3 separate regions of the Homo sapiens genome follow, and regions 1 and 2 are each linked to region 3. Evidence: chromatin loops called from intact Hi-C (ENCODE). Cell type or tissue: Calu3. All regions are shown on one strand.

The links. A loop is a pair of places that touch in the nucleus more often than their neighbours do. Peaks named below come from ENCODE experiments on the same cell type or tissue, not always from the same donor. Only the 100,000 strongest peaks of a DNase experiment are listed, where the experiment ranks them.
Region 1: it touches region 3 in a loop (29-fold over the local background); 67 of 110 quality-filtered maps call a loop at or near these places.
Region 2: it touches region 3 in a loop (2.0-fold over the local background); 8 of 110 quality-filtered maps call a loop at or near these places.

The regions. Positions count from the first base shown.
Region 1 is chr2:97,696,985-97,704,984 of GRCh38, reverse strand. C2orf92 (chromosome 2 open reading frame 92) reads right to left here. Exons shown (of 8, transcript NM_001351368.2): 6 at 5,849-5,959; 7 at 3,681-3,831; 8 at 1,919-2,316. The coding sequence ends at 2,184. Among named protein-coding and RNA genes, the nearest start is that of ZAP70, 13 kb to the left of the region's middle. In Calu3, a CTCF peak has its summit at 7,524 (motif pointing right); DNase peaks (open chromatin) are centred at 4,634 and 7,544.
Region 2 is chr2:98,277,459-98,285,458 of GRCh38, reverse strand. All of the region lies in intron 22 of VWA3B (von Willebrand factor A domain containing 3B), which reads right to left. Among named protein-coding and RNA genes, the nearest start is that of CNGA3, 65 kb to the left of the region's middle. RefSeq lists an enhancer at 4,758-5,258. In Calu3, no CTCF peak of the experiment used is centred here; a DNase peak (open chromatin) is centred at 4,918.
Region 3 is chr2:98,381,209-98,389,208 of GRCh38, reverse strand. It overlaps CNGA3 (cyclic nucleotide gated channel subunit alpha 3), which reads right to left. Exons shown (of 8, transcript NM_001298.3): 5 at 5,768-5,821. Among named protein-coding and RNA genes, the nearest start is that of CNGA3, 39 kb to the right of the region's middle. RefSeq lists a silencer at 924-1,111 and enhancers at 4,672-5,247, 5,248-5,825, 6,402-6,979. In Calu3, a CTCF peak has its summit at 3,944 (motif pointing right); a DNase peak (open chromatin) is centred at 3,968.

The sequences.
Region 1 (8,000 bases), 680 kb after region 3:
GCCATAACAACCACAAACCGAGTGGCTTAAAACAGCAAAAATTTATTCTGTCACATTCTGGAGGCCAGAGTCTGAAACCGAGGTGTTAGCAGGGCTGCAGGCCCCTCAGAGGCTCTAGAGAAGAATTGTCCCTTATATCCAGTAGATAGGCAATAACAAGTGCTGGCGAGGATGTGGAGAAAAGGGAACTCTCATACATTATTGCTAATGTATGGAATGTACGTTAGTACAACCACTATGGAGAACAGTTTGGAGGTTCCTCAAAAAACTAAAAATAGAGCTACCATACAATCCAGCAATCCCACTGCTGTGTATATACTCAAAAGAAGGGAAATCAGTGTATAAAAGAGATATCTGCACTCTCATGTTTATTGCAGCACTATTCACAATAGCCAAGATCTGGAAACAACCTAACAACAGTCTATCAACAGATGAATGGATGAGGAAATGTGGTACATTTACACAATGGAGTACTATTCAGCCATTCAAAAAATGGTCATTTGCACCAACATAGATGGAACTGGAAGTCATTATGTTGAGTGAAATAAGCCAGGCACAGAAAGACAAACTTTGCATGCGCTCATCATTTCTGAGAGCTAAGAATTAAAACAATTGAATTCATGGAGATAGAGAGTAGAAGGGTGGTTACCAGAGGCTGGGAAGAGTAGTGGGGGTGGGGGAGATGTAAGGATGGTTAATAGGTACAAAAAATAAAAGAATGAATAAGACCTAGTATTTGATAGCACAGTAGGGGGACCACAGTCAATAGTAATTTAATTGCACCTTAAAAATAACTAAAAGAACATAATTGGATTGTTTATAACATGAAGGATAAATGCACCAGGTTTTGGATACTCCATTCACCCTCACGTGATTATTATGCATGGCATGCCTGTATCAAAATATCTCGTGTACCCCATAAATACATACCCCTACTATGTACCCACAAAAATTAAAAGTTAAAAAAATCTCTTACTACTCTATATATCCTCCTACTAGTTCTGTTTCTCTCATGGGACCCTGACTCATCCAAATTTTGGTACTAGAAGAGAGGAACAGAATCTTAAATCTATTTCCAGTGGCCAAGAGGGCATTTAGGTACTCCATGGCATGATGTGGCAATAGAGATATACAAAATATTACCATTGGATACTCTCAATCAAACACATATAAAAGGCAAGGTTCTGGGTGCCCACGTGTTTGATGATATCTGAGAACATTTTAATTAAACTGAGGAGTATGATATTGGCTGGTTGCTGGAGAAAGTGGGGAAAGAAAGGGATGAGTTTAGCCTTTCACATTCTCAGCTTAAACTGTGCATAAATGAACTGAAAACTTCTATGGGCCGGGCATGGTGGCTCATGCCTATAATCCCAGCACTTTGAGAGGCCAAGGCGGGGGGATCACCTGAGGTCAGGAGTTTGAGAGCAGCCTGGCCAACATGGTGAAACTCCATCTCTACTAAAAATACAAAAATTAGCTGGGTGTGGTGGCACGCACCTATAATCCCAGCTACTCGGGAGGCTGAGGCAGGAGAATCGCTTGAACCCGGGAGGCGGAGGTTGCAGTGAGCTGAGATCACGCCACTGCACTCCAGCATGGGTGACAGAGCAAGACTCCGACTCAATAAATAAATAACCCCACTTCATGACACTCTCAATTACCCCATTTCTTTGTGCTGGTCACGCAAGCAGGAAATCACCTCCTGGGGCGCTCCCACAATTCTTAGCAGTTTCTTTGCAGATATAATACTTTCTGTACTCCCACCTCCCATAAAAGCTATTTAGTATGGTTGTGCTCACACCATGGACTGTGATCTTGCTCGGGGAAGAATGCATGCCTGGGTCACTGTTAGTTTCCTCATTGTATTTTGATATTGTCAGCATGTGAGGTGGTCTATTAATATCTGTTCAATGAATGACTGAAAAAATGAATCAATGCTTTATTAAATGATAAATCCATAGTCTGTCGGGTTCACCGACGCCAGCCATCGGTGCCATATTGCCACAAGTGTCCTATGGTAAAGCAGTTTTTCTTGGTCCATTCAAATTGGGATGGGAAGCAGACGTTTTTGTAGAATACACCTCCCGGGCAGAAATGGAATTGCCTCCCTGTGGTGCGCAGATGGAGAATGTCCTCGCATTGTGGTTTCAAGTCCTGGTTTGACGGCCCCACGACCTGGCTTAGACACAGGAGCTGCTCTTCAACTGTTTCTGTTTTTTTGCAAGTTTTGTGAAATTTTTTTCTTCAGAATTGTGCCACCATGTCTTTCCATCCATTATAAAAATATTATATGTCGTGTTTGCCAGAGGAGATCTAAAACAAAATAACAAAAACCACAGTGCTCAGCTCAGCGCACAGGAGTCCTGCTGTCTACTCGCTGGGCAGTGGTGGAGGCTGACGCTTCCCAGCGTGAGGATTCTGCTTCCCATCAGTAAGGTTTGTCATCTGTGAAATTCTTTTTGCCTCTGGGCAGCACAGAGCCTCTGGGATACTCTCTTCCCCCCAGTTTCTCTTAACTAACTCAGGCCACCCACAACTTTGACTGGTCCCTATGGGAGGGGCCACAGTTCTGACCACTTCTGCTGGCATCTCAAGGGGCATGGAGGGAAAATGGCAGGTCCAATGGATGAGCCTTGGTAGGAAGAGGATGCTGGAGGTGGGGGTTGGGGGAGGTGGCCTGAATAAGTCACCAGTTCCAGGAGCCTTGGCATGGAGAGAAAGCAATGCCACTCTTGTGGGGAAATTCAAACACTGCTACCTCTGGAGTCAGAGGGTGGGTAGGGGTGGGGATGGACACTTCCCCTCAACACACACCTCCACCCCATTGCTCTAGGGGCAAGCTGAGCATTCAGTGCAGTGTCAGGCAGGACTGAAGGGCTGTGGGGAGCTGCTCTTCCTTCTGTGGTCAGGAATACATGTCCCTGGGGACGCAGCAAGAAGCACGTAATTTCAAAATGCAGCTATGCATACACGTCATCGTGCAAACCATTTGCTTCCTAGCGCCTGCTCATGGTGAGTGCCTCTGTGCCTGAGCCCCCTCATCTAGAGGCCTAACCAAAATATTTAACAACTGGTGTAGACGGGGGTGTAGACAGGCACTGACCAGTCAAAATGACCACCACTGAAGCAGAGCCTTGGAGGGCCACGGCTGTGCCAGGCACTAATCCTTCATTTGCAGGATCACGGAGAAGATCAGGAGGTCAGTGGGAAGCTCGGGGAAGGCTTTCAGTATTCTAACAAGCAGGACAGCTGTGCCAATGTGAAGGAGCTGAATATCAGCCCTGCTCTCACTCTCCTTCGTGGCTTCAGCCCTCCTCACCCTCTTAGATTTGTATTTTTCCTTTCTTTTGTAAATCCATATTCCTATTTACCAATCTTTCAGCCAGAGCCCTCAATATGGGGACAGGTCTGGCCTAACCGTAGTGGCCTTGAGAGGCAACCCTGGCCCACCCAGGGATCCCCAAACCCGGCTGTGCATCAGAATCACCCAGGCTGTGCCGAAAACCCATGGCCCAGGTCCTGTGTGCTTTGACAGAGCAGGCCAGGGGATGCTGAAGCACAACCAGGCTTGCAGCTTCTGCCCTCCTCGTAAACCAGATCAGCAGGAAGCCCTGAGGGCAGCGTGAGTTCTAACACCCGCGGGTTCTTGGAAGGAAGGTTATGCCAGCACCACGCACGATGGCTGTTTCTTCCTGATGTATGAGGCCAACCCAAGCAGCAACAGCACGATGGCCATGAGGATGGCCACCCCTGAGACGGCGGCGATGATGGTGTTCCTCTGCAGGAAGTGCAGAAGCTGCCCGCAGGGCATAGTCCTAAAGTGAGCATCTAAATGAGAAGACACAGCGCAGAGTGAACAGAGATACCCACCGGGCTACCCACAACCAGGACTAAGCCTGCAAGGGACACCTGTTCATTCCATTCATAACAGAATAGAAACCTTGGCATCTCGGCCGGGCGCGGTGGCTCACGCCTGTAATCCCAGCACTTTGGGAGGCTGAGGCGGGCGGATCACGAGGTCAGGAGATCGAGACCATCCTGGCTAAGACGGTGAAACCCCGTCTCTACTAAAAATACAAAAAAAATTAGCCGGGCGTGGTGGCGGGCGCCTGTAGTCCCAGCTACTTGGGAGGCTGAGGCAGGAGAATGGCGTGAACCCGGGAGGCGGAGGTTGCCGTGAGCGTGAGCTGAGATCGCACCACTGCACTCCAGCCTGGGCAAAAGAGTGAGACTCCATCTCAAAAAAAAAAACAAAAAACCTTGGCATCTTAGCCACTGGTTCCAGAAGTCCTCTTGGGAAGGAACTGGCTGTTTGGGGAAATGCATTCATATGCATTCATCTGCTATTTGGCGATAAGATGGGATGATTTTGGGGGGTGGAGATGAGACACTGAGGATACGGGCTGGCATGCAACAAAGCAGCCAGAAAGAAAGTTCCACAGACAATTTGTAGGAGGTAAAGAGAAGAACAGAGGAGAGCTCAGATGGGTAGGAGGAAGCAGGGGCACTAGAGGAGGTTGAGAAATCCTACTGCAAAGGATTTTAAGAACAATGGAGGCGAACACTCTGCAGCTTTTCACAGGGCAGTGATATAACCTCTTCTCTGCTTCCCCTCCTCTGCCCCCTGGCCTCAGAAAGTTGTACTGCATACACAATCTGCCTCGTGTGTGTAGGTTTGGGAGATTTCATGTCTGCACCAGCACGAGGCAAACACAAGGCCACAGATGATCCTGAGCTCCTGAGCCCCTCTGAGGACTTACAGAAATTGTGAGAGTGGACGGAATACCACTGAGCACAGGCTGGGGAAAACGCGGCAGTCTTAGCTAGATCTCAAAGGAAGGAGATCTCAGCCGACATTAGTGTCTCCTAGAGCTTCTGTCACCCCATTTATAATGTGACCAAAAAAGAAAAAGACATCAGGGAAATCAGGCATGGAGGTATGATCCCAGGTATCGGCTGGTTTCGTGTGGAGAGCTGCCCAGGGCAGCCGGTTATGTAGACAGCAGAGTGCTGAGCAAGGGTCTTCTTGGGTGATGGGGAGAAAACAGGGCATGTCCAGCCTCCTACCTTCAGCTATGCTATGCCAAGAGGCAGCGTATCCAGCAGCTCTAAGGCTCTGCTAGAATAATTCAGCATTTAATTTCTAAGCATTAGGAAGTGACAACCAGGTATAATTTTGACAGGGAGTGGCAGTGTGGAGGGGTGTACTGCACTTGGTACCAGCATGGGTGAGCTTCTGCCCACTCTAAACAGGTCTGGGCTCAGGGATGAGCGAGGGTGAAGCCCTGGCTGTATAGAAACAATATAAAAGTAGCATCTTTTTGGAAGAGTGGTGAAATTCCCGGAGTTGGGTTTTTATTTATTTATTTATTTTTTTAGATTGAGTCTCGCTCTTGTTGCCCAGGCTGGAGTGCAATGGTGCAATCTCAGCTCACTGCAGCCTCCCCCTACTGGGTTCAAGTGATTCTTGAACTGCCTCAGCCTCCCGAGTAGCTGCGATTACAGGCACCCGCCACCATGCCCAGCTAATTTTTTCTTTTGTATTTTTAGTAGAGACGGGGTTTTACCATGTTGGCCAGGGTAGTCTCTAACTCCTGGCCTCAGGTGATCCGCCCACCTTGACCTCCTAAAGTGCTGGGATTACAGGCGTGAGCCACCGTGCCCGGCCTCTGGAGTTGGTTTAATTCATAAATTTTAACTGCAGGTTGTATTCACTGCAGATTTAATTCACTTTAGCGGGTGAATTAAAGATGTCAGTTAAAATACCATGAAAGGCAAAAGACACATTCAGAAGTTGTCCGTATTTAAGCATCATACTTAGTTTATAGGCCATATAGATTCCCACCTGGTTTAGCTGCTCCTTGAAGTGTTTCTTTATCTATAGTAGTTAACTGCTCTCTTAAATCCCTGTCGAACAGACAGGATTCTTTAAAATTCTTCTCCTCTGAAAGGTGATCTACAAAAGATAAAATGTGTTCATCTACAAACAACCATGGCATGTGATTAGTTCAGCGTTTATGATAAAAGTAGCTTCTTCTAGACTCAAAGTGAGGAGTTAGGGAGGACTTGGGGGAAAAGTCTAAATGTCCTACAGAACCTCAGTGTTTTGGTGTTTTATTGTTTTTGTTTACTTTTTAAAAAATCTAACAAATTCCTGGGCAACCCACCCATAGCTGAGGCAGCATTTCTTACACTCGAGCGTGCATCTGAATCACACTGGGAGGGCTTATGAAAACACAGATTCCTAAGCCCCACCCCAGAGTTTCTGATTCCATAGGTCTGGGGTAGGCCTGGGAATGCGTATGTCTCACAGATCCTGAAAGACGCTGCTTCTGTGGGTAGAGGACCACACTTAGAGAACCTCTCTAAGCCCCAGCCTACTTCTCCACTTGCATAAAATAGAGATAATGAGACCTACTTCACAGATTGTACAATGTTCATGAAAATAATTTTTAAAACACGAAGTACTATAAAAATTTTCTTGAGTTGCGAGGACAAGATAGGAAAATTAACCACACTGAAATATTCAGGTATCAGTAGAGGGATTGCAGAATAGTTTAATAGAAAGAAGACAGTCGAAAATGAGAAATATTTGCATCCTAGCTCTGCCCTTTGGTGCCTGACTCGTTTGCATATGGGACCTGTCAAAGGGCCTGAGTTTAGCTTGGAGAAAATCGGGAGGCCAGCATGGCCTGCCTATCTTTGCCAGATGCAGGATGGCCTGGGAAGAGGCTGAGAGATGTTTTGAGAAGCTCTGGGGAACAAACTAGAACCAATGGGTAGGCGCTCCAGGGAAATCTGTTTGGACTGTTTAGCATTTAGAAGGTGAGCTATCAAAGAGGGAATGGGAAAGGATGAGAAGTAATGAATCTCACACCCCGGAAGACTTCAAAGCAGGCTGGAGCCCCCAGCTCCAGATGGGAGACCTCCAAGAGCTGGAAGTGGGGGCGGGGCAGCTTTGGATGGGTTTGGTAAATCTTCCTTGGCCTTGTTCACAGAGAGATAGAGAACTGTCACAATAAGAGTTTGCGACCAGCCTGGGCAACATAGCAAGACTTCATCTCTACTAAAAATAAAAAAAAAAAAATTAGCCAGGCATGGTGGCGCACACCTATAGTCCCAGCTACTAGAAAGGCTGAGGTAGGCAGATGGCTTGAACTCAGGAGATCAAGGCTGCAGAGAGCTATAATCACACCTCTGCACTCCAGCCCAGGTAACAGAGCGAGACCCTGTCTCAAAAGAATAATAAAATTAAACAATAAAATAAAATAACAGAAAATTATCACAATATGATTAAGACCATCATGTGGGTGTCTGATAACAGTCTCATGAAGTTCTAGGTATTCCTGGAAAAAAGAGAGAAATTTGTTCCTTATTCAACTTGGCTTAGAAAAGAGAGAAAACTCCCAATTTAATAAGACTGATAATTAACTTGACTTTTGAAATGCAACATGTCAAATCCGACTCAGATTAATAGCCACAGACAGAAAGCCCTGGCGAGCATGGAGTTATCCACCAGGGGGCGCGCTTGGCTTGGTCTTCCACAGAGCTGCAGCAATGGTAGACCTGACACGGGAACACATTTTCACTCTCTTTCTCTACCAGAGGCAAGAGCCACTGCCTATTCTTATCGTCAGTATGGACGTAAGTTTTCATTTACCTAAGGTTCTTTGAAGAATCTGAAGGCGTCTTTTATGTTTGATGGTTTGTGTTTGATCATTTCTTGGATTATTTTTTTGTGGGAAAAAATAAGCACAATTATCAAATTTTTGACCAACACAGTTTCATTTCCAGATTTCTTTCCAACTTTAGAACTACTAACTATGACAGGAGCAGCCACCCATTACAAGAGCAATTCTCCCGTCCTTCCATGGTGTAGGCTCAACCCAAGCTGCCAATCAAGCATGTGCTGGGCTTGGTAAAAACCTTCTTAAAGGAGTGCAGAACCAAGAAACTCTGACTTTGTGCTCAAGAAAAAGTTGAAGTCTTTCATCTTC
Region 2 (8,000 bases), 100 kb after region 3:
CATTTCATATACCTCATCAAGAGAAATGAAAATTTATAACTATAAAAAGACCTGTATATGAGGATTCATATCAGCATTATTCATAATAATAAAAAAGTAGAAATAATTCAAATGTCCATTAACTGGGGAATGAATAAACAAAATGTGGTATATCCATACAATGGAATATTATCCAGCCGTTTATTTATAAAATGCATAGAAAAGGCAAATATATAGAGACAAATTGATTAGTGGTTATCCAGAGCTGAGAGTGTGAACAGAGAGTGACTGCAAATGGGCATGAGGGATCTTGTTAGGAGGAAGATAACGTTCTAAAACTGGATTGTAGTAGTAAGTTGAAAACTCTTGTCAATTTTATTAGAAGTCATTGAGTTGAAATAGGTAACCTTCATGAGGGTACAAATTATACTTCTACAAATCTTTTTTTTAAGGTAAAAATGTTTTTGGTTTGCTCTACATAACCACTCATAATATTTTGCATATACTGTAGTGGACTGAATGACTGAATGAGTACAGGAGCTTCCGAATCCATCTACAAATCAAAAGATAAACCACATAGGACTTTTTCTCCAAATTGCTACACTGCCGAAACTGGGGATTTTCCATCCTAGATTTTTACTCATTTCTTTTTTCTTTCTTAACCATAAACTTATTATAATTCTTGAGTCTCTTAAAGAAATTAGTCCTCCATCCCAATTGGAGTGCCTAGCAAAATAATTCTCAAGTGTCTCCTCTTTTCAGACCATCAAATGCTCTTCTTCTCCATGACACAAAGTCCAATATAAAGTGTTTGCCCAGACATTTTGATGCCACCTTTTTGCAGTGATATAGCTATATAGCTATAGCTATGTATTTGCCATGCTATAGTTATATCATAAATAAAATATTCAATGCATACTTTATGAGTTCATTTGCAGGCCTCCTCTTAAGAAAGTCTCTAATTTATGAGGCAGTTGGCTATAAAAATTTAAATAATTTCAGGCAGTCTGCACATCATTTGCTCTTGGGTTATTATTCATGTTCAATACAGTTTGGGTTCTGGAAATAAGTGGGCTCATTTCCATGGTGCCCTGATATGACTGGGTTCTGTTGTAGCCATCTATCATTTGGACCTGTTTGGAGATGCTTTTTAGGTTCATTAAAATAAGCGGAAATACGGTTTATAACCTCAGAGATGAAAACTTAAGAGCCACGTCCTCAGAAGTGGAGAATAAATAAGCTGAGGGGTTAAGGTCTCTTACAGGGACTGTGGGAAATCTTCAGACCTGCGTTGCTTGTAGCCTCTGCAGCCACGGACAAAAATGGATGGTGAACTATATTCTTTTGTTTACGATGCTCACATTTAGCCAAACTTTGCTTGGGTCCCTCCCTACTTGTGGAACTTGCACATTTGCTGAGGCAATCAGTACATCAAAGAGAATTCACCATCACTGGTGGGTGGTGAATGTCACCTGCTTATTCCTGAGCTTTCACCCAGAGGAGAAACCTAAGCATTCTTTCTAATGCAAGGTTCAAAATGGCCTACTGTGGCTTGAAATGACCTCAGAGGAAGGAGCTGGACTAGGAGGCAGGAGAAACAGGATTGGGTGCTGCCCACCTGGCTATGGGACTTTGGGCAATTGCTCAGCCTTCTTGGGCCTCAGTTTCTGCATATGCAAAGTAAGGCAACAAACTAAATAATCTCTACCACTTCCTAGTTCCCTATTTCTGTTTAGGAGGGGCTAATCTACACTCTTGGAGAAACTGTTAGGATGTATGTATAAGGCCAGGATGCAAGCCTGCTACCCTTGCTGGCAGTTCCCACAAGATGAGAGAAATGCACCAGCCACAACTGAGAACATGAGTAGCACAGTTTTTCCATCTTCATACTCCAGTGGGATGCCCAAGCACAGCTTCCTACAGTCATTTCTTCAATGGAAGACTGTGTAAAGTGTTCTAATAATGGATAGAATTTAGAGTCTTCAGAATCTGGAGCCTGCCATGCTAAATCAACTGTTACTTAAAAACCTCACTTTTCCATAAAGTTTAAAGCCTTTACGGAAAAGCCACCTTGCTTCAGGTCACCAGTGTTCATGTCAAAGACCAGCTGGCTGGGAGGATACTTTGGTCACTGAGACCACGAGACAGTCTCTCTGTCTCCAGACGAATAAAAACCTGATTCCGTAAAGATGTCCACATCGATTCTGGGAAGGCATTTCTCCCTCTTAGATTTCATTAGTATGAGAAGTCATTTCTTAGAACCTATGCCTAGATACATTTAAAGTTCCTTTTTAAAATTCTGAATGAGTAGAGTCACGTAATTTATTTAACTAGCCCTCTTTCGTCTCTAGATTCCAAATATTGATTCTCTCAATTTCTTAGCCAGAAGCTAACCGAGGAGATTGCTTTCTACATTTTCAGAATGGGTTTAAAGGTATAAATCTGGGAGGTGAGTTGCCTAAAATAATCAGATAACTCTTTTTTTCTATAGTTATCACTCACTTCCCAATTCTTCTGATAGAGAATAGCCATTCACTCTGTGAAGAGCTTCCCCCTGCCTGGGTGACAGTGAATGGTAGCAATGCTATGGCATTCATTCTTAGCACTGCAAATGACGCCTAAGAAAATGTCTTTCTAAATGGTTACAAGTATCACTCCCCTTCAAGTCATTCATACGCCTGTAAGTTCACTGGAAAGGACAAGGACAGATACTAAAGAACATTGTAAAAGTAATTCATGTTGGCTGTGAACGGTGACTCACACTTGTAATCCCAGCACTTTTGGTGGCTGAGGCGGGTGAATCCCTTGAGGCCAGGAGTTTGAGACCAGCCTGGCCAACATGGCAAAACCCTGTCTCTACTAAAAAAACACAAAAATTAGCTGGGTGTGGTGCCGTGCGCCTGTAATCCCAGCTACTCAGGAGGCGAGGCACAAGAATTACTTAAACCTGGAAGGCGGAAGTTGCAGTGAGCCGAGATCATACCACTGCACTCCAGCCTGGGTGATAGAGTGAGACTTTGTCTCAAAAAAAAAAAAAAAAAAAAAAAGTAATTCATGTTTACTCTGCTTTGTTTCCAACTGTTATTACTATTGGCAAGAATTCATTTCTGGTTGATTCCACAGCATGGGACTTTATGGAAGGAATTATTCACCATGGCCTACATGATGATTCATTTGCATCATGGCACAGTCAGTTGAACTATACCACAGATGAAGCACAATGGCCAGCTTCAGTATAATGGTTCATCCCACAGAAACAGAACATAGGCTTCCCAGGATGAAAAGACATCTCCCCAGGGCAGCTAGAGGTGCCATCCCTTCAGCCAGAATATTGACAACTTTGTTCCAGAAAGATGACATCCTGCTGGTTTTGAATTTTGCCAAAGACTTCGGGGTGCCGTACAGTTAACGTCAAAGAACGTCTCCCAACTCCATTTCTTTTCTGCCATACCTCGCCTATACATGCACACAAAATACATGCAAACTACCGAGGTCTAAAAAGAAACCCATGGGTGATGAAAGTCAGAGGGAATAGAGAGACAGCAGGAAAGGCTAGCTCTCAAACAAATAAGCCAACATATGTTTAGACTCAGGCACACAAGAATAGCCGCCCACCAGTTTCAGTGAGGAAGTCCCACGAGCAATGACACCAGCAGGAGGGATGCTGTGTGCTAAGTAATTTGATTTAGCCTTGTCTACAAAATTCAGATAATCCAATTCACCTCCTTGTCAGATTCAATCTCGGTGATATGGACGAGGGCCCCAAATGGTGTGACCCTCTTTTCATTTCGTGACTTAATTTCAAGGTCATGCTCTTGGACATGGTGGTGGAGATAGTGAAATGACTAAAGGTTTGATGCTTTAAAATTTTCCATGTAACAAGCAGCATACTTCTACACTAGGTACAGAACACATTTCTACAAATTAACTAGAACTAATCTTTGGCTCAAAATCTTGTTAAAAACACCCACTACTAAATACTTTTCCTGCCCTAAATCATTGAACTCCAGCATATACAATCCCCTAATTGTCGTAACAGCAGCTCCAACATGCTTCTTTGTCCACGTTTGTCCTTAAGGCCATGTAAAGTCTGTCACTGCTCTAATCAAAGGAATGTGTGTAGGTTCAGACAGGTGCTGACCTTTCCCCTTTCTAGGACACTTAATTAAAAGACCGGGACATTTGCAAACTGTCTCTGTGAATAATTCAACTCCCTTTAAAACCTTGGTGAACAGGACAGGGCTAACCTGAAGCGTTTGGGAACTCACTCTCTCCCCGCTCATTTAGATTTAGAGGGATTTCATCCACCCAGAAAGTATCCAGACTCTGCATCCCTTTGAAAAATGGACTGGAGAGAGAATGAGAAAAGAGCTTACAGGAAAATAGAAATCAGGAGTGGCAAACTCCTGCCCAGCATCTCCGGGGCGGGGAGCGAGTGGCCCATGGCAAACGAATTAGTGCCTTCCTTCCCAGGGCATTTGCACTTTAACAGAAGGCAAATATTGTGCTAAAGAAGTGAAGCTCTAAGTGGAATTTCCTGCATGAGCCCTGAAGAAGCAGCAAGGTCTTCTTGTGAGCTGCTATCAAGTACGGCACATCTGGGCGGGGGCTCAAGGGAAAGCTGGCAGTGCTGCCTGGCCGGCCAAGGCTTAAGGGGGTTTTGATCCCCTTCCTTTCCAGTAGTCTTAGGCACTTAGCCTTGCCTTAAAAACCAAAGGGATGTAGAGGAGTGCTTTGTGAGGTTTTCCCCCGCCTCCCCAGGGCATAGCATAACTCGTGAAAACACACAGCCAGTAACACGCATCCCAAAACCCCAGTGCAGTTTCCACCTCCCTCTCCAGGCGCTGCTTCCTGAGCCCGGCACAGGCCTGGTGAGCGGTCTGGCCTCAGCCTCATCCCAGCTGGTAGCGCTTTGTGCCGTGCGAATGGCTAAGAGGCACAAGAAACACTTCCACAGACAGATCCCCGAACCAGGAAACATTCCTTCCCCTCCCTGACCCCAGGGCAGCACCGGGGTGTGGAGAACAGTTAATCACCCTGAAAGCAAAACCTCCAGTCAAACATTAACAAATAGCTACCTCAAAGCTTTGCTGAAAATAAACTTGTGTGTTTTTTTTCTCTCTCTCTCTTTCTTTTCTTTGTGGCAGCAAAGGAATCTAATAAACATATACTATATTCCAAACAGAAAAACAAAAAAATCCAAAACTATTTCCCTATCTTGAAAGTAAACCTGCAACGTCATCTCAGGAAATATTCCCTTATTGCTCTTTTAGGAAAAAACACACAAACAAACAAAGAGAGAAAAATTTGAAGTGTGTTACATATTTATATCTGGAAATCACCAAAGCTTGGGATTTGTAATTTCGCGTTCCTGATACAGTTATTCATTTCCCGCTACTCCGGAGATGAACAAAAGCCACACTTGGGAGCCACTTTCGTGGCACTGCCTTGACGTATGAACCACTACCAGCCACCTACTTTACACAAACATCTCACACGAGACTGGTGTGCAAATGAATTCTGAGTCTTTAAGAAAACTTTTCAAGACATCCACTCCTCTGGGCTGGCTATTCCGCCCCCACTCACGCATCCCCCTTGCTCTCTGCCCTTCCTTGCCCTGCTCTGTACCCCCAGAGGCTGGCCCCCAGGGAACACACCACCCTATCTCCCTAATTTTTGCTGTCTTGAGGCACGCGCCAAGCTCAGAAGGCAGGAGGAAGCCGGGGTATTGGTGTCCTGCCCACTCCCTGCTCTTTCTCTCTAGGGCTCCAGGAACACGCTTTCCTTCCCTTGCCCCTTTAAGTCTGGGGATGATAACAGCTTCCTGCTATTGCTTGTCCTGGGGTCCTGCAATATCCCACGGACTGCCTTAGACTGACCTTCACTTCTGCAAAGAGTTCCTTCATTAACGTTTCTTCACTTGTGCTGAATGAATTGGATTCTGCTTCCTGAGTGGCCCCTGCTAAGCCCTCTACACTCCGTTTTCTTCCTCCAGACAGGGAGGGCAAATCTGTCCCCAGATCTGTTTAGGGTGCTTGGGTAGAATTCATGGTTGGGAACAAAGACAAATGTAGAGGCAGGAGAGTGCTGGCATCTGCCCAGCCGAATCTCCAGCGAGGAGGGTGCCTTTAGCTTCAGAATGAAAAGACAGCCTGGTTCTAAGTTTTTGTCACCTCAGGGATCCCCAGAGTTGACACCCACCTTCCCATTCCTGAACATCAGGACATGAGACAGAAGACTTCTTAGAAAATAGAGTTTGGGGATATTTTCCCCCTTCTTTCAGTTTCCTCCAGTGACTGGTGTTTCTGAGCAGGATTCTCTCCTTAAAGCCCCATCTAACCCCTAGATAAACGTGGCACAGTAATGAAGGGCTTCATTTTCTCTTTGTCATCCTCTCACTGCCTCTGGGATTTCAGCTTCACTCTGGCCACATGCCCTGGAGGCCCATCAGGGGTCCCACTTCCAGATGCTAAACCATCACTGCAGTGCTGTCTGAGGACGGCATGGTCTGAATGTGCACACATCACTTCTGTGTGATGGTAACATCACCAGTGCACACCCCAGACTTGTTAACTTCCTGCCCACTGATATGGACAGGAGGCAGGGAAATACTGGGTAGAAGGCAGCAGTCCCCAGTGAGGGCCCCACTCTCAAGCCTGGACCCACATTCCTGTTTTCCTTCTCGAATGTTGCCTTTTTCAAAACCACTCTGGCCCACACCACCCCCCCATCCTGTACCCATAAAAACTCCAGGCTCCACTGGCAGTGGAGTAGCAGAGATGGAGAAAAGAGAAGCAGCAGCCTGACGTCGTTGAGAAGCAGCTTGACTTCAGGGGGATGGCTTGATGGCGGGACCTCAGAGAAGAGTGTGGCCAGTGATGGCTGAACCCCAGGGGAAGACCACCTTCCCACTCCATCCCCTTTCTAGCTCTCCATCCTGCTGAGAGTCACTTTCATCAGCAATAAAATTCCCTGTATTTACCATCTTCAATTTGTTCGTGTGACCTGATTCTTCCTGCATGCTGAACAAGAGCTAGGGATACAGCGGGCTGTCACACCAAGGAGTTAAACACTTAGCCATCTGTGGACAGCAACACTAAAGGAGCACGGTAACACACGCCCTCTGGGGCTCCAGGGGTTGTGGGTACTCCTCTAGAAGCTGCCTTGGGGCCACACAGAGTTCTGCTCCTGCCGGCACCCAGAAGTACTCATCTTGGCCCCTGCACCCACTCACCTGCGTGCTCCCTCTCCCGAGAGGGGCTGAGAGCCACGGGCTGAGTAAACAAGCCACCCTCTTTGCAAGTCCCATGAAGGGGTCAGGGAAAATTTCCTGTCTCAACATCAGTAGATCTTGTTCCACTGGAGAACAGTTCACAGCCACTAGGGAGCTAGTCTTCCCAACAGACCTGAATATCAGCAAAACAGACTAAAGTTTTTACTAGTGGAATTGGAAAGGCCGACTAGTCAGTTAGGGTGTAATGCCTCACACCTCCCGTTAATGGACTGTAAAAAAAAAAAAGTTACAATTGAAGAATGACAATTGGTTCATTTACTATCTGGGACACAGATAACAGCCGTATATATTCTGAGTTTATTTTACATAACTGATAACTGAAAGACACTTTCCTCTGTCTCCCCAGCTAACATCTTCCTGCATGTATAGTGTCAAAGTCACAACCCAACAGAATGTTCTCAACAGCAAATGATCTCTTCTCTTCCTTCTCCTAATTCCACCTCATCCAGCCTCGCCCATGCCTGCCTCCCTGTGTGCATTTTCCTAACGCTCTCTTTCTCCCGGAGCAGAGCACTCAATTCCCCACCCCTGAAGGCCATAGGCTCCAGCTTCCTTGCCAGTCACGGCTTTGAGAAGGAAACGTGTGCAGCCAGTGGTGTGGGTAACTTTCCACGGCCTCCTTTAGAGCTGCTTTCAGCTTAAAAATATTTTCTACCTCCAGATTTTCCAAAGCAGTCAAGGTTATGGGTGAGAGAGCCTTTTTGATCTTTCTGGGCCAAAGGATTTG
Region 3 (8,000 bases):
GCCCCTCTCTGGACAGAGTTGGGGAGCCCCACAGTATTCCCTCCAGAACCCTCTCCACCTCCCTCACTGTGTTTGTGCGGACGATGTAAAGGCTCATTTCCAAGGGCTTGCATCACACCTCTCCATCAAAAGCCTGGGAATAACCTGTCACGTGGGCCCGCACGGAATGAAATACATAGCTTAGAGTGCTTAACTTTTATTCTTAGAATTTCCCGCAGATTCAAGTTTACAGGCTGTACTGGAGACTGCCTTTTTGTTGGGTCCATGTGTCCCCTCTGCCATCCCATGCGACCCACGCTGGCCCAGGCCTGCAGAGTGCTCCTGTGCTCCATCGGAGACCCCAGTGACTTCCTGCCTTCACCTGGATGCTGCAAGTGCAAGGTCACTCACTGACCGGGCTTTGGGACGTTCCCTACAGCTCTCATCACCACTGAATTTGGGTGAAAGTTTGTGAACATTGTATCTTCCAGTGCCCCAGAGAAGCCCTCAGCCTACGTGTGGCCGGCCCACTTGTGAGGGCAAACGAAATGCTTCGGGTGGGGGGCACATGAGCAGGCTCACAGGGGCAGCCCCCGGCTGCCCACCGGAGGCTGCAGACAAGCAACTCTCTTTACTTATAAGCCCCCCTTGAGTTCCCGGAGCTTGGAGAGGATTCTTTCTGCAAGATGGGGGCTTCACATGGTCTCAGGAGGCATGGTCTGCAGCCTGCTGGGACCGACTTTTCCTCAGCTCCAAGCACCCTCTCCCCTCCAGGGCCGAAGCTAAGGCCCCCTGATAGCGTTGCTCCAAGATACCCAGCCCTGGAGCCCTGCAGGGAGGGGTCAGGCCTGCTGGGACCATGGCACCCCGTCTTTAGAGGCAGCTTCCTTCAGTACTTCCTCCTCGTGTTTTAGGTAGCTTTTCTCTCTTCTTTTTTCTCTTCGTTCTTTTCTGCCTTGCTGCTGGATGATGCCGGGGCACATTTAGCAGACTTCATATATCAAGGACATTACCAAATGGAAGGGGCAGGCTGCTGCGTCCCGGAGAGAGGGCGTGGCGTGTGGCGTCGTGGAGACGTCCTGAAGAGAGGGCGTGGCAAGGGGTGCTTCCAGCGCATTGGGATGAAATGGGGTTATTGATTTGTTATTATTATTCCTGAAGCGTGAGGTAAACCACCCCATTGAGTATACATTGAGAAATTAGTGGCTCAGTCTAATGTTCTACAATTTCTGATCTATTTTCATGAGCTCCTGGGAAGTCACAAACAGCCAGAGACTGGAGACGTTTTGAGGTAGTACGACATAGACCCAAATCCACACATTGAAGTTGGGAAAGTTACTCGGAGTTTTGGAAATCCCACGCCAGGCTCTCCGTTCTGAATGGAAGGGTGTGGCCTGTCCGCTGTTCTTGAAACCTCTCTCTGGATCAAGTGAAAACCTGGGCCTTAATGAGAAAGCCAGTGAGCAGAAGGGAAGCAACATTCGAAGAGGCGGGTCTGTGACGCATGTAGTGGCAAATACGTGTGGTCGCAGGTTCGCAAATGTGGCCGAGTTCAGACACGCCTTCGGACTTTGCTGGGCTGCGAGACGGTTCAGGCAGCGTCCGCAGGATGGTCCTGTGACTGCAGGTTTTTCTTCAACATAAGACTTCACACTGCTGCCTCTTCTTTATTGGGTGTCTTTTAAGAGCTAGGAACTCTTATAAAGTTATCTAATGAATACATGTAAATTTCTTCAAGGCAGGCAGTAATGCCCCATTGAATAGTTGAAGAAACAAAGGTTGCGGAAGGGACAACCCCTCGAGTCCCCTTCAGGCCCCTCTGATTTCTCTCTTCCACACGCTGAAGGAAGGCATGGTTGAGAGATAAATTCTGCTAATTAAACACTCATTGAAAAAGATCCATTCACAATTACCTAACACTTCCTATGGAAATAATCAAGGCTGTGTGCGATACGTGTGGAAAAATAATCACTGCCATTATTCATGACAATCAAAAAGGGAGAGCCACCGAATCACACGACCATGCAGGCTCATCCTCAACGGTGAATTCTACATGGCCACTTAAAACGCTGTTTCAGAAGAGCTAGTGACGTGGGAAAACGGTTCCTAATATTTTGCTAAGTTAAGAAGCAGACTACAAAAGAGTTTACCGTAATAGCTGGATCAGTTTTCTATTTCTGCCGGAACAAATTACTGCAAACTTATACAACATAAATGTATTATCTTGCAGATCTGTAGGTCAGAAGTCTACTGTGGATCTCACCAGACTAAAATCAAGGTGTTGACAGGGCTGCCATCCCCCAGAGTCTCTAGGCGGGGCTCTGATTCCTGCTCGTTTGGATCTTACGCAGAATCCAGCTTCTTGCGATTGTGGGGCTGAGATCCCTGTTTCCCTGCTGGCTGCACCTTTCGAGGCTGTGGCTTCCTTAGCTCAGGTCCCCTTCCTACATCTTCAAAGCCAGCAGTGATGGGTCGAGTCCCCCTCACACTGTGACTCTCTTCTTCTTCCATTTACTTTCTCTGACCCACTCTTCTGCTTTTAAGGACTCATGTGATTACAGTGGGCCCACCCTGATAATCCAGGATAACCTACCTGTATTAGTCTGTTCTCATGCTGCTAATAAAGGCATACCCGAGGGTGGGTAATTTATAAAGGAAAGAGGTTTAATGGACTCAGTTCCACATGGCTTGGGAGGCCTCGCAATCATGGTGGAAGGCAGATGAGGAGCAAAGTCACATCTTACGTGGCGGCACGCAAAGAGTCTGTGCAGGGGAACTCCCCTTTACAAAACCATCAGATCTCGTGAGACTTATTCACAGCATGGGAAAGACCCACCCCCATGATTCAATTACCTCCCACCAGATCTGTCCCGACACATGGGAATTAGAGGAGCTACAATTCAAGATGAGATTTGGGTGGGGACACAGCCAAGTCAAATCATTACCTATCTCAAGGACCTTGAATGTAATCACATTTACGAAGTTCCCTTTGCCATATGAGGTAACCTGTTTACAGGTTCTAAGGATTAGGATGGTAGACATCTTTTGGGGGAGATTGTTCTGCCTACCACACAAGTCAATATTTATTGAGCACTTACTATGTACCAGGCACTGTTCTGAGCACTTTTCACAGAGTAACACATTCAGTCTTCACTCCCACCATGTAATAAGACCCTATTACAATCCTTATTTTATAAGCCAGGAAACAGATACACAGAGAAGTTAGGTAACCAGCTTATGTGGTTTGAATCTGTGTCCCTGTCATGGTGGTGGATTTCTCATGGTTTGGCACCAATTCCTTGGTGCTTTGCTTGAGACAGTGAGTGAGTTTTCTTGAGATCTGGTTGTTTACGGCACCTACCCCACCTTCCTCCTGCTCCTGCCGTTTGAGACTCCTTGCTCCCCCTTTGCCTTCCACCATGATTGAAAGCTTCCTGAGGCCTCCCCAGAAGCAGAAGCTGCTATGCTTCCTGTATAGCTTGCAGTACCTCAAGCCAATTAAACCACTTTTCTGATAAATTACCGAGTCTCAGGCATTTCTTTCTAGCAATGTGAGAATGGACTAATACACTTGTCCAAGGTCACAAAGCTCTGAGGCAACTGAGTTGGGAAACAGATGCTCTTAACAAGTATATGTATATATAAAATATATTGTATCAATCTAAGTATTCAATATATATGCCTAGGAAGAAGTTGGAAGTATATTTGTCAACATGTTAAGTGGGGCTATCTCTGATAGTGGAATTCCATGGTTAGCATGAAGTGCAGTTTTTGTGTGTGTATGCCCCTGTGTGCTTTTCTTGTTTTCCAAGTTTTCAGCAAGAGTATTTCAATAAAGTGAATTAGAATAAAAGGTTATTAAAATCATTAAATGAAAAGAGCAAGGAAAGTTACCCCTCCTCTGTCCTCCAGGGTGATGTGAACCCTGGTCTCTTTTCAGGCACTGGAGTCTTAACGTCAAGTCACCAGCAGACGGCGCTGCCCTCAAGCTTTTTGGGTGAGCTTTGCCCTGCAGTTTACGCCGGACTCAGCTTGCCTTGTGCAAGATTTGTGGCCCTGGATTACGGGCCTTGGCCTGTCTGGGTACCAAACTGCTGAGAGCCTAGGAAAGACCCAGCACCATCGGCTGCATCCCCAAATCCACCCAGCACTGCCCCAAAAGAACCCTACACAGAACTGCAAAATGCTGCTGGTTTTGGCTGGGAACAGTTTGATGGGGGAGGGAAAAATTATTCAGGACAAATGAGACCATATGAAAATGACAGAAATGGAGTGAAGAGTCGGGGAAGGTGTTCATAAATAATTATTTTGTGTGTGTCCTCATTTTGGGATAGTTCCCAGTTTTGTCCCTTGGTCCTTGGCTTCAAAGTGGACCAGTGAAGTGAGCCCATTTATTGAAAGATTGAAGAGCCGGGTGCAGCCCACGCTATCCACCCACATCCTTGCCCACACCCCAGCCCCAGGACAAAGATGCCTAGAAACCCCCAGGACCTCTGTCCATGGTTTCAGTATCTGGAGCCGTTCCCTGCCTGAAAGACTTGATACTGCAGCTGCAAGGGTGTTTAGTGTCAGGTTTGGCTTTAAGTCAAACACATATCACTATAGCTATTGCTTTGTAGATAAAATCATCTCATTTTTCGTTATGGCTGGCATTTGGGTCTCTGGATTTGATGTCCAAATTTATGCAAACAAAAGACATGCTTCCTTCATGGAGAAAATAGAAAAAAGTTCTAGCTGAGGAACAAAGAGAGAAATAACAAGAAAAACCCTTGGCACATTTCTCTGTCTGTTGGAAGTCAAGAAATCGGCATTTCTCACTGATATAGGTATTTTTTCCCTAATCTCCAACTAAGACTTCCCCTCCTGAATAGTGCCACGCTGTCCCTAATCTGCCACCTTAGTATCTGGTGATGGAAAAAGGAATTATAGCAGGTCACCCTTTGAAGAGGCTATTCTCTGGACATATTTAAATTGCCTTTTTCCACTGCTCTGATTACGCCCCCAAAATTGGCCCAAATTGGCCTTAAAACACGGGAACTTCAGGCGAGGCGCAGTGGCTCATGCCTGTAATCCTAGCACTTTGGAGGCCGAGGCGGGTGGATCACGAGGTCAGGAGGTCGAGACCATCCTGGCTAACACGGTGAAACCCCCCCTCTCTACTAAAAATACAAAAAAACTAGCCGGGTGTGGTGGCGGGCGCCTGTAGTCCCAGCTACTCGGGAAGCTGAAGCAGGAGAATGGCGTGAACCCGGGAGGCGGAGCTTGCAACGAGTCAAGATGGCGCCACTGCACTCCAGCCTGGGTGACAGAGCAAGACTCCATCTCAAAAACAAACAAACAAACAACAATAACAACAGCAGCAAAAACAAGGGCATTTCACTGGCACTCAAGAGCCTGAGGTTGTAGAATAAGAAAATGCCTTTTCATCATTAAGGAGAATCTCCAGTGCTCTGTCAAGGAACTCCGGTTCTGCACCCTCAGATATATCGTGGTATAGAGTGCTAAAGCTTAAAGCATTTATCTGATCCAATTCCTTTGCTTTATGGATGAGAAAAATGAGAGGCGAAGAGATCAGACGACTTCCCCAAGAAGTCACACAGATCTCATCCCTCCCCGACTTCTGTCCACAGGGATGGAATTCCAACGAAGGGAACAGGATTCTAAAATATTCTACTGGTGCTCTGGGAGTGGGGAGCAGGAGCACTAAGGAGAGAGGCCAAGCTGGGGCTTCTATGGGGTGGAGGGCACCGGGCTTGGGGAGGGCTCTGCTGGGTGTGTGGGTACTTACTCCTCCTCCGTGTTGTTGCTGGTGTTAGTGTTGCATTTGGCCAGGGGCCAGGCGCTGCGGGAAGGTAGAGAGAACATCAAGGGTCTGAACTCTGTTTCCATTCCTTGGGGCCATTTCACCAGGGGATTACCATGCCCCACCCCCCAATCCCTATCCCACTGCTTCCAGCCTTTGCACTCACAGCTTGAAGAATACGGGGTGGTATTGTCAAGGCCAAAATGCTTTGTGATTAGTTACCTCGGGTAAAAGCCTTGGGGGAAGAGAGAGTGAACATGGCTAAACTGAGGCTTCTGAAGAAAAGATTCAGCCGTTTGACTCCTTCCAGCTTCCCTGCCTCAAATTCCACTCAATTTCCTTCCATTCCACCCTGGATGGGGCCACGTGCCAGGCACTAAGAGGGGCACAGAAATGGACCCTGCGTGGCCTCTGCCCTCAGTGCTTCCATGCCTCTGTGGTGGAGGAGGTCTTGCACCTTCTGCCCCAGGATGGACGCAGCCTGCAGCAGCAACAGCGACTTGCTCCCTCAGCTGCGAAGGCCTCTTCCAATTAGCAGGGCAAGTAATTGAGCATAGGTGGGATTGTTGCTGTTTTCAGTTTCTCCTCCTCTTGTCCTCTCCTATCTCCCCAAATTTTACGACTCCAGGGCCTGACACCCCTGATCTATGTGAGAATCTGGTTGAAGGTAGGGGCTGGTTTTGCACAAACTGGATATTTATTTAAAGTTGAATTTTGCAGTACTTCATGATGTTCTATAGGAAAAGGTATTATCTCTGACCGCCAGAACACATTTTCAACATGGCTGGGTTAAAAAAGCCATGCGGCCTCGCAGGGCACTGCAGACCCCTCATAGGAGACCACGGGAACTGGAGCCTGAGGCAGGCGACACCCCCACCTGACTCCCGGGGCACCTCTTCCACGATGCTTGATGTCCAGCCAAATAAATGCCATTATGATGACTTCAGCTCATCCTGCCCAAATCTCCCTCTCTCCGTCTAAGATATGGCCATAACCGCTTGTTTCTAGATTGGTTCTGCTCATCTGAAAATCTCCCAGGAACTGGAACCGCCGTGGGATTGTGAAGGAGGGAAGGTTCAGCTCCGTGGGGGATGCAGTGGCTGTGTTCACCATGCCTCTGTGCCCGTAACCCCACAAAGCCAAGCCCACACAGGAGAACTAGGACCTGTCTGTGTATATACTTGGCTTTGCAGTGGAGACTTTGCCTCCAGAAAAATTCAAAATCCTCACCCCCAGGAAGACTTGCTGATTGACCAACACTATCCGCACCATCGCATCCATCTTCCCATGCTGACCCTGCCCGCGAGTGATCCATCAGATGTCTGTGAGGTGGTCGGGGCCTGCCCTGGATATGGTCCTAGCTCAACCCTCCATTTGTCTGGTCCCATCGGGAAATGGACAGAGAGTCTAACATTCATCTCTAAGGATGTAGGAAGGTAATTTGATCAATTTAAATAAGGAAGTCTTTGCTTGCCCAAAAGGAATTAGACCAGTCTGGCTGGCTTGCTGAGAAACTTCTTTTTCCCCCCTCCCTCTTCCTCTTTCCCCACTTTGTCCTCTTTCTTATCTGCCTGCCTCCTTATCTTTCTGTCTCATGGTGTCCCTCGAGGATACTGGATGCCCAGTCCTGGGAACCTGGGACCTCCCTGCACTTGTCTGGGCCAGCGCCCAGGCCTTCCCCAGCCTCCTTCCCCCAGCCCAGGAAACCCAAGCGTTTGCAGTCCAAGCTCGTGTGAAAACTCTGGCCTTCCCATCTCAGTCAGGGATTCTCACACCTTTCCCCGGGTCTCCTAAAGCAGTCACTGGCAAGACATGGCCTTGAACTCTCATATTCCATCTTAAAAATGCCCGTGCCGTTCGCCATCCCCTGCATCATCTATGACATACAAATACCCACTGCCACTCCCCATACAAATATGGAATGAAAATGGACGTTCCCGAAAGAGCCACTGGGTTTCCCCTGAGACTTCATCACCTTCACACACCAGAAACCCTCATATGACCATTTGAGAAGCTCCAAACCTGAACCCATCTTCTCCTCATTGACATACAGATAGCTTTTTCTCTAGCAAATTATATAGGGACTGTCTGTTCTGCAGCCATCATGCTTATTTGATCCCCTTTTCCCACCCCCCAGAAAATAGGTTCTGGGTGAGAAGCCACCTGTTTGGGAGGCCGAGGGGAGGTCAGCTTCCCCTCAACGTCTTGCCTCTCCTCC